Linked DNA regions of Homo sapiens: region 2 is linked to region 1. The links are chromatin contacts, found by Hi-C in ENCODE. All regions are on one chromosome and are shown on one strand. Each heading gives the region's core, a stretch centred on a gene start or an enhancer-like site at or near the end of the contact. The rest is flanking DNA. Distances are from core to core; before and after follow the strand shown. Region 1 holds the start of POPDC3 (popeye domain cAMP effector 3). Region 2 overlaps FOXO3 (forkhead box O3).

Region 1 (5,961 bases), core at 2,655-5,154:
TATAATTTTTTTATTTTAAAAAGCATATATAGTATCATCCTGTTAAAAGAAAAACTTTAGATAAATTCAATTTAACAGTTTACCTGAGCAACAAACAACTCACGAATCAGGCAGCACTCACAACCAGAAGAGGTTCACAGAGCTCTATCCAGCAGCATGAGCTGCAGTTTTTATACACTGATGACAGAAGTAAAAAACCAAAATCACTCGATTGGCTACAGCTCTGCATCTGCTTTATTTGGGCATAATGTGATGAGCTGGCCGCCTGTGATTGGCTGAAACCTGGCTATTACAAAAAATACACTGTTGAGTTAGTTTTCTGTTCGTTTATGTACAAAGTTAGTTTTTCACACAGGGACTCAAAGTAGGGAGAAAGACTCAGGCTAATGGCCTCCTGCTTATTTAACAATTCTATTTTTTATAAAAGCATTTCTTTTTAATCTTTTGACATATCGTTTTTTTTTTAAGACAGAGTCTTGCTCTGTCACCCAGGCTGGAGTGCGGTGGCGCGATCTCAGCTCACTGCAAGCTCCGCCTCCCAGGTCCAAACAATTCTCCTGCCTCAGCCTCCCAAGTAGCTGGGACTGCAGGCGCACGCAACCACGCCTGGCTAATTTTTGTATTTTTAGTAGAGACACGGGGTTTCACCACGTTGGCCAGGCTGGTCTCAAACTCCTGACCTCAGGTGATCCGCCCGCCTCAGCCTCCCAAAGTGCTGGGATTACAGGCGTGAGCCACCAAGCCCGACCAACATATCCTATTTGTGTAAAAATAGAAAGACATACGCAATGATTTTCACTTCATGTTAAAGATGAATATATCTTGATAGTGGGATAGAAACTATTTTTACCTTTTTAAAAACAGCTGCATTATTTGTATTCTTATAATGATTTTGGGAAACAATATGGTGATTTTATACCAATGTAAAAAAATTTTAAATATAAACATTTAAAAAAATCCATGAACCCAACAACCAGAATTAACAACCATCAACACTGTCATATTTTCTTTAGATTGTTTCATAATAAAAAATATTCCACACAAAAAATTGAAGACTGCCATGGATTGTTCTCCAGGACCAGTCGCTGCCCATCCACTCCCTATATAGTACATAATTTATATTTCTCTATATTTAAATATTCACTAATTAAAAAATACAATGTAAAATGAAACAGACAATGTAAAATGAAATCCTGGACTAGAAATAACTCAAAGTGTGGGGTTTTTTTTTCAGATTCACACTTAAATTTTTTTCTGATAATTTTGAACACATACAAAAATAGAGAAAATAGTATACAACAAATTCCCATATACCTGTTACCCAGATTCAACAATTATCAAGATTTTGCCACACAGAATTTTGAAATTAAAAGCAAAAGCTGTTATCTACAGTTCAGCTGCAATTTGTTCAGCTAGGAAACAAACACCTTCCAAAGAAGACAGGAAGAACCAAGATCAGCTGTGCTCTTTCTCTGTGCAGGTACTAATTCCTAAAACAGATCCATTTAGGAGTCACAGCAACTCTGAAACCTACATACTATTGTCAGCATTGTTCAGAGTGGAAGATGAAGCTCAGAGGGATGGAGATTCTTCTGTAAGCTTAGCCAGTTGCTTGTCCTTCCAATACTACCCCACAACACCTTCCTTCATGATCCCATCCTAGCCAATTTCAGTGTGCCAGAGTCACTGGAGGTTATTATTCTGTTGAAGAACACAAAGTAAGAAAGTCTCGCTAAAAGTCTGTGTGAATCAATCCCTGGATTCTCTGGGTTGGAGGAGGACCCTGCATTTTTATAGGTAATTTCAGTCAGGAACTTTCGGTTATTTATTTAATTTAGAAAACACCTGATGTAATTTTCCTTGTAAGACTTTTTCTTATAACTACTTAGATAAAAGGGAGAAACATTTTCTCTCTTCCTTTAAAACAATCGAATCGGTGATTCGATATACTCTTCTATTAATTGGAGGGACATTCTCTCGAGGGAGCTCATAATCCCAACTGACCAATGACCATAATTACAAAATGTGATCTCAACTGCAGTTTACAGACTTTCAGATCTATCATGGATATTTCCAAAGCAGTTTTGAAATTTCTTGCCTGCCATGTTGCTTATGTGTTATGCTCACATACTGTAGCAAATGCTTCATAACATTCTTAATTCTTCCTGGAGACTGTTTCAAAATAAGCAGGCATCAGTGCTCTAGTGTGTCAACCGTATTAGTCAGTCTTGTGGTGAAAAGTATGGGACTTTTGTTTCCCATGACACATTTTTATTTAATAGCATAGAATGTAACCATTTAGAGGCAGAAGATGCACCATGATTCAGCTATTTTGAGGGACTGATATGATTAAAGAAACTCAACTATCAAATATTTCCCATTTAAATGTATAAAATTTTGAGGACAGAGAATATCTTAGATTTCAATTAATATTTGTATCCCAAACTCCTGAAGACACACACACACACACACACACACACACACACACACACACACACACAGATTTTTCAGGACAGAACCTCAGAGATATCTGGAATCTGGGATCAGCCAGAGCTCTTCATTTTGCGAATATGGAAACTGAGATCCAATTTTTTGTTTATATTTTCTGTCTCATGTAGTTCTTGTTTGGTTTTCTATTGTCACAAAGAACAATGCCAAGTTATTGTACTCTCACAAGAGGATATTTTCATGCAACAGTCCGTAGAATTAAAAACAAGAAGGAAAAAAAATAGCCACTAAACTTAGTATGAACAGGCAACAATAATTTTTTAAGGCTGCTATAAAACTCAATTGCAGTTTGTAGGCTTGCAAATTCAAAATATCTAACTACCGGAATTAGAGTGAAAAGTCAGGAAGCAACGAAGTTTAGTAAATCAAATTGCGTCCAAAAGTGGGCTTCTAATTCTACTTTTCCATTTATTATTTACAAACAGAATTTTTCACTTTCTGCAAATGTCTTCTGGCTAAATTTTTGGCACTGCCCCTCTTACTGTATTTTGGTTGTGCCTTTCATCTTTGCCTAAAATACAGACCCTCAAAACTATACCACTGTAACCGACATGGTGATAAGACAATTTAGGGGTTGGCAAATTTCTTTTTTGGCAGGGGGATCCCCAAATGGAGAAAACAGGTCCGCGCGACCTTTGATGAGGCAGCTTTTTTGTACCCCCAACTCTGTGAGAACAGTGTGAGAGCACTGACACCAGTCAGGCCCTTTGCTTACAGACCGGGGGCGGGAGTAGGGGGGAAGGAAACTCCCGGCGCTGGCATGACTTCCCCAGGACTGACAAGGGCCCCTAGGAACGGCTTTTCTCCCTTGCAAAACTGGCCTGTTTATTTCGGCTCCAGGGTGCCTGGGGCCAGAGTAGGACCTGCAGGAAAAGATCTGGGAGGAATATTCGCCCAGAAGCCTCTAGGGCATACGACTCGCGTTCTTCAGGGGTCGGCGCGGATAGGAACCGCAGCAAAGGATCCCCTAGACCTCCGAGCTGTGAGCGGCGACACAGCCGGGACCCCAGACCCCGGACCCCAGGGCGCGGAGTTGACCGGAGCCGGGAAGGGAGCGGCGCGGGCAGCGCGGGGCAGCGAGACGCAAGCGCTCGCAGGGGTCGGCGGCCCAGCAGAAGCCGCGCCCGCTAAGTTGCCCGAAGCGGCCGCGAGGTGCGAGGGTGCGGACAGCACCGGAAGGCGGCGGACGCAGCGCCCCCGGGCTCACCTTCTTACCTTTCCTTCCCAGCCCTGCCCGGAGCTTCAGCCCGGCGCCCGCAGAAGTTTCCCGGCGGAGCGCGCTTGACCCGGGTGGCCCGCGCGGAAGCCCTCAGCGTCCCCCTCGTGAGTGCCTCGCCGCCCACCCTGCGGCGCCGGGCGCAGCGTGACCGCAGCGGGCTCCGGAGCGGCGCGGCGGCGCGGGCGGGTGCCGGGCACGGGCGCGCGCCCCGGGGCGCAGCCGGGTGGGCGGGCGCGGCGGCTGCGTCTGGGCCGGGGCAGGCGGTTCGGCCACCGGGGTGCGGGGCTGCGGAGAATCCTAGCGGCCGCTACGGACCGAAGTTTCCAAAGATGCGGTTCCCCGAGTGTACACCGCTCCCGGTTGTAACATACACCTAGTATTCACAGTCACACTAGGCAGGAGCGATGGGCTGGCTGCTGAACCAAGGCAACTGCACGCCTGCTCTCTCACCCCCGCTCCACACACACCGTAAACAAAATGAAGAGGTAAATCACCATAGTGGGGACGGGAATATTAGGGTGTATTGGACAGAGAGAGAGAGAGAGAGAGGTAAATATAGTATTTTTTTTTTTTTTAGAGATGGTGTCTCGCTCTGTCACCCAGGCTGGAGTGCAGTGGTGATCACGGCTCACTGCAATCTCGACCTCCTGGGCCCAGGCATCCTCCTGACTCAGCCTCCTAAAGCTTAGGATTGCAGATGTGAGCCACCGCACCCAACCAATAAATACGGACTGTTGCATGAAAAATAAAATATCTATATTCAAATCAATGAACATCTCTAAAAGCAAATGAGTAAAGGGCATAGACAATCATAAAAGGAAAAAATTTAAAAACACAAATGACAAAAAGCTCATATCAGTAATAACCAAATGCATACAATTTTAAAGCAATGATCAGGTGCATTTTTTCTTCCTTTGCAATTAGCAAAGTTTTGTTTTGTTTTTGTGATGAAACAAATGTGAGGGTTGGTGACGACCAGTAAAACACGCCACTAATTTAAGAATGTCATCTCCTGTCTTCTAGTTCGCTTTCATTTTATATAACCATATTGATAACAGCGACTCCAGGAACAAGAATTTATTGAGCAATCAGTGTCTTTTTTGAGCCCCAGGGTAACCACAAAAACAGTGAATATAGATGGTAAAATTAACTCCCTTTAATTGATGCTGGAACTGAGGATCAAGAAATACACATATTCTTACACCCCAGAAATGGCTAGAAACCAGTTGACTCCTAGGCCTTTGCTCTTTCTCTTCATTGCAGGGATTTACTCAAATGTTGGAAATCCAGTTTGAACTGGATGTAGTCCATAGTGTGTGTGTGTGTGTGTGTGTGTGTGTGTGTGTGTGTATATATATGTATATATATATATATACACACACACACACCTTTAAACTATGGCCAGGGAAGTGAGAAGCCCATGAACTTTGAGGTCAGATGTACTCTGGATTTAGATTTTACTTGTTTAGTGTCCTACATTTTAAAAATTTAAGGATTATATTACTGTTATTTTTAATTTAAAAACTCAGAAGCTGTTACTGTTGCCCTGGATTCTTATGATCTCCCATGATAGAGATTAACAGAGATCACCAAACATAGCAGCAAAGGAAAGTGTATTCAGCTTGTGCGCAAGGGAGTCAGCACCAAGAAAGGCAAAGGAACGGACTGCTCTGAGGATAGTGTGTGGGTCAGTTTTATAGGGTCTTTCTATAGGGGAGGGTTACATCAGGGCACCTATAGGAGGAGTTTTTCTAGTGCTTGCACAGTGGCCCAATATGCTTTTTCATACATCATATGTAGCATTAGCATTTTAAATCTCCACCCCAGGAGTAATTTTTAGCATTAAAGTGAGGAAGGGGTAAATGTAGGTTGGAGTTTAAGTCTAACTGTACAGGCGGGGATCTGGGGAAGTCCCTAGCCCTCTGAAATAGGAGCTTGCAGTTAACAGCTTCTTGGGTGTTTTGTTACCTATTGACTGAGAGTTAGATAAGCTAGAGCTTGAGTAAGGAGCTTTTATCCTTTTTCACCACACCATCTTAAAATAGCTTTCCTGTCTCAATGCAACAAAGATATCCCTGTGTGACAGATTCTTCAGTGGCCCCAATAGTTTCTGATTCCCAGTACCTGTTCATGTTCATACCTGTGTTAGATCCCCTCCTCCTAAGAGGGGTTGGGACCTGTGACTTGCTTCTGAAAATAAATATAACAAAGGTGATGGATATCACTCCCATGAC
Region 2 (6,885 bases), core at 575-3,074, 3.5 Mb after region 1:
CACGTGCTGGTTGAGGAGTGGGCTCACCCTCCAACTCTCCACCGTATTCTGACCCCTCCCTCTTAGACTCTTCTGTCTCCTCCAGCCACAAGCAGGGTCTAAAAGAACTGTTTCCTACGTTCTTTTAGCCCCTGAGGCACCCAGTTATAGGAATTTTCTATTTCTACTGTGTGTTCAGCTTTTATAGTCTCTTGCATGACTGTCCTTGCCAGTTAATACTATTTCTCCTGCCCTTTGGGTGATAGATATTACACTACTGATGCTTGTATTTCCAGTTTCTTAAGTGCTTTCAAGTTTACCTAGCATGTACATGAAGTAGATTAGAGCCTGCTACAATAAAATACTGCATTTCTGTTATGGCCTTTAGAAAAACTATGATTTTATCTCATGTGCATTCAGTCTGCTTCATTCATCATAGTTTAGGGGTAGTGCTAATAATTAACTTACACATTTGGGAACACCCTAGATTTTAAGTTAGAATACAGGGGTATCTGAGTGGCTCAGTGAATGTTTTTTCAGAAAAATGCAATCAGTGCCTAGTTCTTTAGTTACTGGAAATGTCCTTTCTTTATTTGATCTTTTTTTGTGAACTTTTGAGCTTTCTGATGCTCATCTGTGTGTGTAATTAGCACCCAGGAGTGTCGTGGAATAAATAGTTGACTTGGTCAGCATTTCATAATACCATTATATTGGTCATCAGCCGCTTTTGCATCCTGTGGTTTTGAACAAGAAAAAAAAATCTTGCAAAACCACTATGGTGAAATACTGAATATGCAGATGAGGTATAGGTTAAAGAAGGCAGTCCCTCGGGAGGCTCCTCATTAGAGCTGAATTTCAGTGAGGTGTGGAGGGGACAGAAGATACTATTAGCCCAAGTCATTTTACAGAATTGACTGCATCGTACTCTTTATTTCCGTACAGAAAATATACATCAATTGTTTTGTTTGCAGTAGCCAACATGGGGTATTCTGGTGTGTAGCATTTACTTTCTCTGCTTCTTTCACTGGTAACACCTTGATTTACAGTGACTATTAGGATAATTAACATTGACACTTGGAAGATAGCCTGCTTCCAAATGCATGCACACTTGTCTGTTTTATAAATGCTAACCCAAACTTTTTCCTTTCCTAGCTGAAAAATGTGTCTCCACTCCTTCCAATCTTTCCAGGGTGTGGGCCTGTGCGTAGCTGTGTGACTGTGCCCACACACTGGCATATATTTCAGAGCTACCAAAAAGAAATCAGTTGCTCTTGAAATAACAAGACAAAAAGGAACGGTTTTTCTGAGCCATAACATCTGAAGAGCTAGAAGCAGTTGTGTTTGTATGTGTGACGCTAAAGCCAGTAAATTTCATGTGAAGGAAGGGATTGTAAACTAAGAACAGAAAAGCAGTTTTCCTGGATTTCAGATGTCAAACTCTCAAGCTGTTTAACTCACCCACTCAGCACCTCCACATCCATCCCTGTAATGTGCTTGCATTGTCAGTGATTTGTTTCTGCAGGTTTTGATGCCAGAAGACAAATAATAAAATAGTAGGCATATGTAACCTTAAAGCAGTTTTCTACCAGAGTTTTTGATTGAGGTTAAACAGAAGTATCCTGATCACGTCGTCAGTTGGCAGGCAAAAGGCATCATATTTTAAGATTCACATAGTTTTAGAGCAAGCTCATCTTTTCTGGCTCAATAATAAACTAATTACATGTTTTAAATAGTATAGAGCTGAGTCCCTGTTTCAGATTAAGCCTCATAATAGCAAGGGCCAGGCACTAGCAGACATTTGCTTGATGTTTCTGGCTTGAGGATCCGTAACGTGGTGCCAGCTGTTTTAGGGCCTGAATAGGCCTGCCAGGGACAGCCAGGTGATATTGGCTTGACGTAGTCACAGGCTAATTCTCCCAGAACACAGAAGCCTCCAGACGTGCCACCAAGGAAAGCCTGGATATGTAGAAGTTCAGTTTATGGCTATAGTAATATTTGGGCATTCCCCAAAATAGTGATCCCAGTTCAGGTTAGGACATGATAGTAGTGTCCCTTTGAGGTCTGTCTGAGAAAAGGTGTCATTTCTAAAAAATTAGTGTTAGCAGATGGGCAGATGTGGCTCCAACAAGGCTTGCTTCATGGCTTATCATTTTTCCACATTTTCCATCCCTTTCATAAGCCTAGGGACCACATGCTGAACATTTAATTGAATCACACAGATTTTGTAGTCTTTAAAGCTTCTTATTCCTTGGTCACTTGTTAGTGGTGCCTCCCTCCTTGGTCAGTTTGGTGACTTCAGAAGGAAATACACAGTGCAGTGGTGAGAGCTTCACTTTTGAAGTTAGCCTCAGGCTTGATTTCTAGCACCACCACCCACTAGACAAATTGCTTAACCTTTCTGCACCTCAGTTTCCTCCTGACAGGCTTGTTTAGAAAATAAAATGAGATCAAATTTGTCAAGCACAGAGCATTGGCCCTGGTAGGCACCACATACATGAATTTCCTTCAGATTGTAGGTGAAGTAGACTTGATTTGGGATTTCTCTTGTTACCTAGGTGCTTGTGTAGAGGAGACTTTAGAACCAGAATGTGTTATTTGTGGTTTTGAGTGTGCCTGGGACTCTGAGCCAACTGAATTACCAAGTAATGGGGGCCCCATGGCATCCCATGACAGGTGGAGAGCCGGCTCTTCACCCTGGATGGACCTGAAATGCCTGCTAAGGCCTTGCTCCACCGAGTAGCACACACCCTATCAGTTTGCCCTTCTTTCCATCTCTTATTCTAGAGACCTTAAAGCCTACTTGTTGGTATATATTTTCAGGTTTTTGGAAATTGGGCTGTTTAATTGAAGTTAATACCAGTGATGAGACTTTTCAACCTGAGAACAACCTAGATGCTACTTCACATTTTGCAGTGGAAGCTTACTTCCATCTTCACTCATGTAGGACATTCTTTGGTCTCAATGTTTTATCACATCTCATGTTAAAGTATAATTCAGGTCTATTTTGTGGCTCCTGCCCCCTTCCCATTAATTCAATGGTTAAACAGATACAATTTTTTGACCCCCTACTATGTACCAGGCCCTCTGCCGGGTGCTAAAGCTATAGTAAAACATGGTATCTGGTTTAAAGAGCCAGACTGCACCCTGCATTTTATCTTTGCTATTAGTGTGCTAATCCAGACATTGGTACTAATGTTCTCTTTCTGGGTGGTGGGTTACACCTCAAGGCCAGGTGGTGTGAGTCTGTCTCTGCTCTGTTGACACTTAGGAGCTGATTGGATTCAGGTGTGGCACTGTGCCTCTTTGGTCCTCAGGGTCTGCGACTGTGAAGTTGGGGCTGCCTGTTTCATAGAAAGAGGGTTTCCTGGCCCTCTCCATGTTCCCCAGCTATTGCTATTTTTACTGAGCTTCCTGCCCTGGTTGCTTGTCATATGTCATGAAAGTGATGCTAAATTCTTGGATGTGCTCCTGAGTTCTGGATGCATGTTTCCTATGCCCTTTTATTCGATTTCCACACACAGTAAGTTTTCAAACTGGAAAAAGGTGCAGCCTTATTTTGTTTAAGCTAAGTGAATATTAATAATAAAACTATTTCTGTTCCACTTCATGGCTTTTATAACTTCATGCCTGTTAACTCTTTGAGGCAACCATTTTGTGTGGCTAATTTGAGCATGGTCTTAAAAGAGAATTTCAGTAGCATGTGTTTGCTGAGCACCTTGTGGGAAGGGGAAACAGATTCAATAACATCACAGGAGAAGCTTGGAGAAAGACAACAGGGGCATCCAAATGCTGCAGCTTTAACCTACTTTCTGGGACTGTCATCTCGCTGACTGCACGCCTTTAGATGCTTCTTCCTCAGTCTATGGGGAGAGGGACCTGGGGCTAGAAATAGGAGAGTTTGTGGGGAGGGGCAGGATGCTGCAGGGAGTGGGTGTGGGCAGAGGTTGCAAGACTGCCAGGGTTCTCTGTGTGCCGGAAGTGCAGGTTTGGCTGTGAGGAATGGAATGTTCTCTCTTGCCCTCCAAGAGCACAAACAGCTGTGGAAGAGCTTGAAAAGAAGATTACTAAAAGAAAAAATAATAATAATTAATATGAAAATAAAATCCACCCTAGAAAACCCAACAGAACCGTGTGTGGAGTATAGTGGTAGTCATCTTTTTCATGCTATTTAAGAGAACTTTCTTCCTATCTAGGATTTCTTTTTCAGTTGAGGGCAGGATAAATTGTGTACCCAGCCCTTTCTCCCCTTGGGAAAGCCTCATATGTCTCATTTTGTTTGGATAGAAAATTGATTCATTATTCTGATGACCAGATGATGATTTTATTCTTTTTATGAGGGACCAGAACCTGTCGCTTGCTTGCTGCTTGAAAACTTAAATGTTAGTTTCCAAAGGCCATCTCTGTGGGTAGAGGGTTATCGTCAGCAGTTTAACGGGAAATCTTGTTTCTAACTGGAAATTTAATTATTCAGCCAAGTTCCCAACAATGTTTACTTTAGAGCATCGTCTTTTTTTTTTTTTTTAAGTCCCTTAATGGTTTAAACTTTTAAGCTTTAGGCAAGAGTAGAGTGGAGCTAGATTTACATATCAGGTTGTTTGTGCAATCTTTTACATGAAAGTTTATGTTTTCTTCTCAATCTGAAAATTGGTTTTGGCCATTATAGCTGGTATTATATATGACGTAATAACTCTCTCTGATCTCAGATACATTTTTATGCTGTCATACTTTCTGCACCTGCTTTTGAACAACATCTTAGTCCCAAAGTAGATAAAATCTAGCAGAAGGGAGTAGGCAGCTAAAAACTAGATTCTAGCAATATCTAAGGAAATTACAAGGATCAGTTAGTGTTCCATTCCTTCCTTCTTTGGCTATATCAATTCCTAGTTTTGTGAAAGTCCACATGCCTTCTTTCTGTCCATGCCTGTGCATGCTGGGTGGAGAAGCATCACAGAGCAGAATGAGGTGACTGTCCCCAAGGCAGGGTAAGGTCAAGGATCTTTCCCCTCACCTCATGATTTTCAAAAGAAAAGCAGATCTGGACCTCAGTTACCTAAAATAAAATAAAATTACCCTAGCTCTTATTCTGCACATAAAATCACAGCTTTAATCTCTCATCCCAGTTCTCACCTTTATCTTCTCAATGATGGAAACTTGGACTTAAAGGAAGTTACTGTGCTATGTTACCAGATCTAAGGAGACTGGGAATCATTAGATTGGAATCAGATCCTCAGTCAATGGAAATATAAGGAGGAAAGACCATTGGTTCTTGGCCCTAATTGCACATTAGAATAATCTGGGGAGCTGTAAAAATGTACCTATATCCAGGCCTTACCCCATCTATTGAATCAAAACCTCTGAGACTGGGATGTGAGTGTTTAAAGTCTCCCCAGGTGATTCTAATAGGCGGGGTGAAGAACTACTACTGAAGGGAAATTGAGGGCCTCTTCCAGAGAATTGCCTTTGAAAGATCCTGTCATTATACACCGAAGGCGCCCACCCGGGCCTGCTCCTGAAGCTAGCTGTTTGCAGTGCTCTCCTGTGGCACGCAGACCTCTGGGTCTCCCTGTGAATTGGGGTTCCATTGGGCTGTTCAAAAAACCTTTGTCATCTGTGGTTCAGCAGACGCGTATGTTAGAATTCAGGCATTTGGCAACCTCATTCTGAATTGTCAGTACCCACAAGTCAAGCAGTGAGACCCACTTGAAATGCTGGTCCTGTACACAAAGTGGGTGAGCACTGTATTGAAAGACAGTCCTTTCCAGTGCTTTCCCCTGAAATTCCTTGTAAGGACCAGGAGACGCCTGCAGTCGGCCTGGTGGGAAGTAGTGGGCCTGGCTTTGGAGTTAACCATAACTCATTTTGCTGCTCCAGACAGTCCTCCTCCCACCCCACCCCACCCCACCTCAAAAAAAAAAAGAGAGAGGAGGGGGTTGTCTTTAAAGAAAAAAAAAAAGCAGGGGCTTTTAAGAGTTAAATTACACAACTCGCTTTTTATTTTTAAAGTGAGCAGATTTCTTGTTGTCGTTGCTGAGAAAGATAAATTGATACCACATGTTGCTTCCAGACAAAAACCTCTCTGTGTTCCAGGGGAAGCACATGCAGCTGGTGTCTGGGTGAGTGGACAGTCTCCACAAGGTAAACATGGTTTGGAAGGGCTGAAGCGGACGTAGGGTACAAAATTTAAGAAATTACCAGTTACTTCTGACTGGCACGGCACCTCTGAAATACTTTTTTAAAGTTTGAAATCCTTTCCTGGAAGGGGCCGCCCTGGAACCTTTTGGCTTAAAGTATATGATGCTCGGAAAACAGTAAGTTAACATTTATGATGTCACTGCTTCCGTGTGGGATCTAACAGTTGTTGGGAGCTGCTTTTGTACTTGGCACTTCACTGAGTAGTTTGCATGCAGAGCTTTATTTAATCTTCCCAAAGAGCCAAGAGATAGTCAAAGAATGTTTTTATCCTGCCTGTGGGAATTATCCCCTTTGTAAATTATTGGTGGAATACTTTTCATTTCAGGAAGCTTCTCTCTCACACCTAATCTGATCTGTTTGGGGTCCATGTGTCTTCACAACCAGTTAGCATGTATGTAGAGATCATGGATACTTTAGTATTAGCAATAATTGTATCTTGCAATAGAAAACGGTCTTCATTATAACAAGAAAAATAATTGCCAGATTCTGCTAGGTGCAGTCATCTTTATGCTGATTTATTCAAGGTGGACCAAACAAAGGAATCTCTAGGCAGCAGGACTGTGAAATGTGAATTCCATCATGCTGCCTCCTTCACACACCTATTGCACCTGCCTCCTGGAAGGGTTATGCCACTGATTGCCAGTTCTGTAACTGATTAACTACACCTAACGGGTTTCTGCCCCAGTGCAGGGCTTCCTTCAGTGTAAATTGTTT

Evidence for each region. A loop is a pair of places that touch in the nucleus more often than their neighbours do. Pooled maps may share reads with other maps.
Region 2: a loop to region 1 is called in a pooled map of gastrocnemius medialis, with 9 times the contacts of the local background. The contact joins the enhancer-like site here to the promoter of POPDC3 in region 1. A Hi-C loop is called at or near these places in 1 of 50 pooled maps.

The regions. Positions count from the first base shown.
Region 1 is chr6:105,176,110-105,182,070 of GRCh38, forward strand. POPDC3 (popeye domain cAMP effector 3) reads right to left here and starts at 3,905. Exons shown (of 4, transcript NM_022361.5): 1 at 3,724-3,905.
Region 2 is chr6:108,650,252-108,657,136 of GRCh38, forward strand. The region is part of intron 1 of FOXO3 (forkhead box O3); the gene reads left to right. Among named protein-coding and RNA genes, the nearest start is that of FOXO3, 93 kb to the left of the region's middle. Within about 2 kb of position 1,825, at least 14 of the 41 ENCODE cell types and tissues checked have a DNase peak (open chromatin) inside an H3K27ac peak, as active enhancers do.